Regions from separate parts of the Mus musculus genome. Here region 1 is linked to region 2. The links are chromatin loops, found by intact Hi-C in ENCODE. Cell type or tissue: left cerebral cortex. All regions are shown on one strand. Each heading gives the region's core, and the rest is flanking DNA. Links, peaks and the distances in the headings are about the cores only.

What was found. Peaks named below come from ENCODE experiments on the same cell type or tissue, not always from the same donor. Only the 100,000 strongest peaks of a DNase experiment are listed, where the experiment ranks them.
Region 1: it touches region 2 in a loop (2.9-fold over the local background); 5 of 42 quality-filtered maps call a loop at or near these places.

Annotation. Positions count from the first base shown.
Region 1 is chr11:72,239,493-72,242,398 of GRCm38, reverse strand. Slc13a5 (solute carrier family 13 (sodium-dependent citrate transporter), member 5) reads left to right here. Exons shown (of 12, transcript NM_001004148.4): 12 at 1-405. Among named protein-coding and RNA genes, the nearest start is that of Gm34252, 2.9 kb to the left of the region's middle. In left cerebral cortex, for the core only: a CTCF peak has its summit at 1,720 (motif pointing right); a DNase peak (open chromatin) is centred at 1,821.
Region 2 is chr11:72,435,220-72,438,125 of GRCm38, reverse strand. It overlaps Ggt6 (gamma-glutamyltransferase 6), which reads right to left and starts at 2,600. Exons shown (of 4, transcript NM_027819.2): 1 at 2,362-2,600; 2 at 1,485-1,687; 3 at 1,294-1,407; 4 at 1-987. The coding sequence starts at 2,507. In left cerebral cortex, for the core only: no CTCF peak of the experiment used is centred there; DNase peaks (open chromatin) are centred at 738 and 1,623.

The DNA.
Region 1 (2,906 bases), core at 279-2,778, 200 kb after region 2:
CTTGGTGTCTGAGCAGACAGACCCTGCCAGAGTAAACTGGCTGAGGGGAGTGTCCATCATATGAAAGGGAGACAGGAGAGGAAGCTCTCCGTTGTCTTTCAGTGATACCCTCTTCCTTGCTTAATTTGCTCTGAAAAGAAGCACAGTTGGGTAGACGAGGCCCGTGGATGTCATTTTTTTTTTTCTGGGCAGAAGACAGTATGGGGACCCAAGAAGTTCCCATCAAAGACCAAGTATGTGCCTGGCTCCTTAGGAGGGATGACTCCTGACCACACTGTTGAAGGCTTGCTCTTGTCAAATACTCTGTCTGCTATGGAAAGTTCCAGTGTGCTGACTGGTCTGTGATTTTGTACCTTGTGAAGGAGACAGAGGGAGGCAGATGAATAAACAGTTGCTCTCTGTCCACCTCCTGGGTGCCTGGCCTTCCTGGACCCAGGGAATTCACCAGTTATCGTATTCCACATTTGCGGCTGCCCTGTGAGACGGCCGGCATTAGGACCCTCATTCATCCTTGGAGAAAAACAAGGCTCACAGCATCCAGGGGATGAGTTCTAGGTCCAGCTAGTTGGCAGTTCTGGATCCCATAAAGACAGGCCTCTCCTTTTCTCCTCCTTTTACCCATGGAGGGCTTTGGTCTTATTGGGCTTATAGGGAGAGGTAGGTGGCTGAGAGCCAGCCTACCCTAAGATCCTGCTTAGCCAGAGAAGATCTCTAAACATGAGACCTTCCTTGCTGTTCTCTCTGAGATGGACTCAGGACAGAACTGGTCCCTTCCCTCAGACTCTTCCCGAGGAAAGTGTGATCGAAATAGTGAACTCTTGTCTCCCATATCACATTGACAGCCTCTCCTTACCTAACTTTCTGGTCTCCACAGCCCTATTATGACTGACAACTACTGACTGCTCTTGGGTTTTAGAGCCACCATTGTGGCTGTGCCAGAGCAGGTCACCATGAGTATGACCAATAACTCAAGGACTGGCCTATATAGAATATGCTTGATGCAGTGAGCTATGCTGGGGCAGTAGAGCATCTCAAGTTGGATGGTCAGTGGGGAGGAAAGGGTTTGGTAGGGTGGGTGGAGGACTCTACTACTAGACACTACCCAGCTGAGGGCTGAAAAGAAGATTCTGGAGAGCAGGACCCATAGTGGAAGAGGCTGACTTGAGGCTGTCTGAGTGACATCTCTTGCAAATGGATAGAGGTGCACCAACACACATGGCCTGTGTTCATGTGGAATGCTTTGGGTTATAAATGACTGAAAATCAAGTGGACAGCACATTGCCATAGGGTCCTCCGATGTTTACTTAATGGGAGTGTGGAGGTAAGACCATCCAGTTGCCCACCTAAGCCACCAAAGGCTTGGGCTCCACAGTCTGTTCTGTCATCCTCGGGGAATTGTGCTTTTTACTCCCCCACTGCAGCCGTGGGTCACATCCACATCTACGGTCCTTTCAGGAATGAAGAGAGGGTGCAGGAGTTGGGGGTTCCGGAGGTGCCAAAGTACATCTTTCTCTTTTGTTAGGGAAGACACAACCTCTCTCAGAAGCCATGTGGGGACTCCCTTTTATGCCTCACCGGGTAGAACCAGGGTACACTGACAGAAGAGGTGGGTTTCATAGATCAGGAATTGGCCTGTGTTTCCTGATCCAGGGATTTCCATTTACTAAACATGAAAAATCGAAATCCCAGCAGAAAGGGCAAGGCAGGGGGAGCTGCTGGGTAAGCAACAGTGTCTGGTGTCCTCTCTCCAGGCCACTTGGTGGCTCCGTCTCCACAGAATGCCCCAGGAAAACATTAGAAGATTCCAAGAGTGCTGGTGGCTTGATTATCAAGGAGCTTCAGGATCGCTTCCATTTCCTAAAGGCCAGGTTTCCTCTGAGGGCCCCACTGGACCTCCATGGTTATACTGTGCCCCATAGAAGCAGCTGGGTCCCCACACATGACATGGAGCAAGTCAGTCTGCACTCTGGGCCTCAGCTTCCACTGTGGAAGGGCCAGATTGGGCAGTGAGTAAGGGCCTTTCCTAGAGTTGGAGATGCCCATCTTAGGTGACCACCCCCTCCTTCTGTCAGCTATAACTCCTCCTCAAAATGCCTGTCTCTGTCCCTGTGCATCAGCTGAGAGTGAGTCTGTGACTTTCAGTTCCCATCTGAGGTTTAGCTAGCTGCAAAAGGGCCACCTTTGGGCAACACCTATATTTGCCTTCAACATTTTGTATCCAGGCCCATCCTCTTACTGTGTGAACCAGACATTTGGAGTCACAATTAGCTGAACACAAAATTCTGAGAATTATTGTCTTCTGAATGTACTTGCCAGGGACTTAGGAGTCCATAAAGACCTCTCATTCCAAAGGCCGTGGCCTAAGGAGCTTCTTACCCTCTGATAGCTAAATTATGACTCTCCAAGGGCAGGCTATGGATGTCCTTTTCTGTTCCCTCTGAACTCACAATTTCTTTGGGGAATCTACCTGGAACAGGTGAAGTCACATTTTCCCAAACCCCCTGCTTGTAATAGACAAGCTTTGGCTCCAGACTCTAGGCAGGACATCAACTCGCTAACAGAGTCACCCCTGCAATGGATAGATATTCTTGGTAAGACCATGGGTATATTCATATTTATAGAAATAAAGGCTGACTACTGAATTGTCTGGTGAGAAACTACATCTAGCTTTCCCACCCTAAAGCAGAGTCCCCTCTTCCCAGCAACCTCTCCTCAGCCTCACAGCATCTTAAAAATCTTGTCTCTCGGCCTACCAGGGGCAGGTTCTAGCTTCTTCACACTCCAAGCCTTTTACACAGATGAATCTCCTCACATCACAGGAGGGAGCTTTTCCATTCTGCCACTGGAGGTGTCCATCAGCCTGAAGTCTTTGCAACAAGATTTTCAGTTAAGTTCCACTGGAAACT
Region 2 (2,906 bases), core at 91-2,590:
CATGGGCGTGTTCTGCATGGACTACCGCCTGCAGTAGGGCCCCTTGGCCACATATGCCAGGGCTCTCTGTGGGTCTTTGATGCTGGGGCTGCTGTGGGATTTGGGGTGTTGCCAGATGATTGAGCAAGGTGCAAGTCATGGCTTTGGCCCCTCTGGAGATCCCTGAAGCCACCATCCCCAACATATCGGCTTCTGTGTCATCCAGGTTGTCACGAAGGATGAGTGGACAGGCCCAGGCACTAGGTGCAGGGCTGGCTTCCAGGTTGCTGAGCAGAACACCAGTACTTGGGGATAGATGTCCAGAACCAAAGGAACTGTTGATTGAGGAGATGAGGAGGAGCATGGAGCCGTTGCTGTCCACGGTGGCCAGGGCACTGCTCACTGGGGTTTCAGCAGTTTGCAGGAATGGTGGGCAGGGAGCAGAGCTGGGTGTCCTGGAGTGAAGAGTAGACTCCAGCAGTTCCACAAGTTCTGGACCTGCTGAGGGGCCAGGAGTCGTGAACAGGACCCCCCGAGGCAGAAGAAGCTGCAGCGCAGGCTCTAAGGAAGGCACGGGCTGAGCAGAAGGTAACTCTAACCCCAGGTCTCTGACCAGCGGGTTCAGCAAGGCCTTCCCAGCGAGATCTGGGCTGGAGGCCAGGGCTGCGCTGCGTAATACAGCTGCCAGGTTGGGGTTGGTGGCCCGAGCCCCAAGGCCCAGTGGGGTTCCATTGGTATGGCAGAACAATGGACAGAGCCCCTTTGTGCCCTGGATGGCTAGTGCGTTTGCCAGGGGTGCATCTACCTCAAAGCCCTTTTCAGCCAGCATGGCAGGCTTGGTCAGCAGGTGTGGCCAGGGCAGGCGGCCGAAGTGGGCATGAAGCAAATGCAGAGCAGGCAGACCCGTGGGCAGCCCCAGGCCGGGGGCCAGGAGTTGGGTTGGGCCTGCTGTCAGGGCAGTTGAGTTTCCTGAAGAGCTATTGTAGAAGAGACCCCAGAATGTGGCACCTGTTGGGAGACAGAGGTCACATGGGGATCAGAGGCACTGGCCAGAATTGGGGTCAAGATCCTCCAGTGGTCCCAGGTAGAGAATCACTGTCTTGCTTGCAATAGAGGTCACTGACTAAGCCTGAAATCAGGAGTTGCTGACCAGGGTCAAAGGTTACTCAAGACTAGGCCTGGTGCTCAGATCCCATGTCCTGCTCACTAGCTAGTCTTGAGGTAATGGCCACTGACTGCCCTAATGAGTTCCAGGTCACTAACTAGGCCCCAGGTTAGAAGCTCTGAGGTTCAGGGCCCACAGATTACACTGACCTAAGCCTGTTGCATGAGGATGTACCACCGCCAGACACAAAGCTGCTCCAACTCCAGCATCCACGACATTGCCCCCAGCGACAAGCAACTCTTGGCCCAGTTGGGAACATGTGGCTGCAGTAAGGAAAGGTCTGTGTGTGATGGGGAGGTGCCCTGAACCACTGACCCCTAGCCCCTTCCCAAACACTGACCTGCCGGGCTGATAATGGCGCTGTGGTGGTACACACCAGGGCGATGGGAGTGTCTGCTGGCTGGAGGGGCCACAGAGCCCAAGTTTCCTCTTGGGCTGTCCCTACTGTGCAGCTGCCTCAGAGCCAGAGAGCTGCTAACAGCCAGCAGCAACAAGCCTGCCAGCAGGCGGGCCCAGGCTCCTGGCAACCCACCAACCTCGTTCCTGCAGAAAGGGGAGTCCTGAGCCAGGGATGGGGTAAAGGAGCACCCAGGAACCCCAAGAAGACCCAAGGAATGTTTCCCCCAAAGGTTTGATTTTGCAAGAGTATAAATTGGAGAGAGAGAGAGAGAGAAGAGAGAGAGAGAGAGAGAGAGAGAGAGAGAGAGAGAGAGCCCAGGGCACTGCATTGGCAAAGACACAGAGGTAGGAAAAAGTTGGAGAAACTGAGGCTGGCTTGGAGAGAGTGTCTAACAGAAGAGCTGGAGGAGGCAGGGGTGGCCAGTCAGTCAGAGGGAGACCTGGAAGGGGCTTGGCACATGGGGAGAGGTGGTTGAGGAGCAGGGTTCATCCAGGTGTAGCCCAGTCCCAACCCGTCCAGCAGGTGCTATGGCATGGAGCTGGGGTGAGGCTGGGAGAGCTGGGGCAGTACTGGGTCCAGCTTGATACAGATGTCTAAGATGTCTTCTCTTAAGATACACAGACCTTCCTCTGACTGACTGGCTCAGTCCCAAGTTGGATCTGCAGCCTAGAGCTCCCCTCCCCCCAAACTCATCTAGAAAGTCCCTGATGCTCAGCCAAGTGTGAGATTGCCTGACCCAGCTTAGGGATTCCAGAGAGAGGACCTTGCCAGCCGTCCAGCCTGAGTTATGGAGGTCCCCAGGCCCTTGCTGACTCACCGGGGGGTATTTTGGAGTCTCCTTAGGGAGAGGACCAGTGGCTCTGCTATCTCTTCCTCTTCCTCCTCCTCCTCCTCCTCTGACTCCACGCCAGGCTCCCAGAGTTGTAGCTTGTGATAGTGCACAGGTCCTGTGGTGGCATCCATGGCCCGTGCTACCCCAGATCTTTGCCGAGAGCCCTGACAGTTGACACTGCCAGAGAGGCAAGCAAGCAGGTTGTGGCTGGTGCTGGGTGGCCTTGGGGAATGGAGGTGGTGAAACAGAGAACAGGTCTGGGCAGGGCGGGGCTGGGAAGGCTGCTATGAGCCTGCCTCGTTAGGACTCGGGGCTCTTATAAAGGTTCCCCGAGCAGCTGCCATACAGAGTCACAATTTATACAGGTCTAGGAGGAGCCCAACACTATAGCTATAGACTAAGAGGTGGGGTGAGTGGAGTCTCTCTTTACCTTTGAGATCCCAAAGCTACTCAGGTCTCTAGGAATCGTGGACATGAATTAGAGCTATGGTTACAAAGGGTAGCCTAGGTGTGGCTTAGCACCACCAACC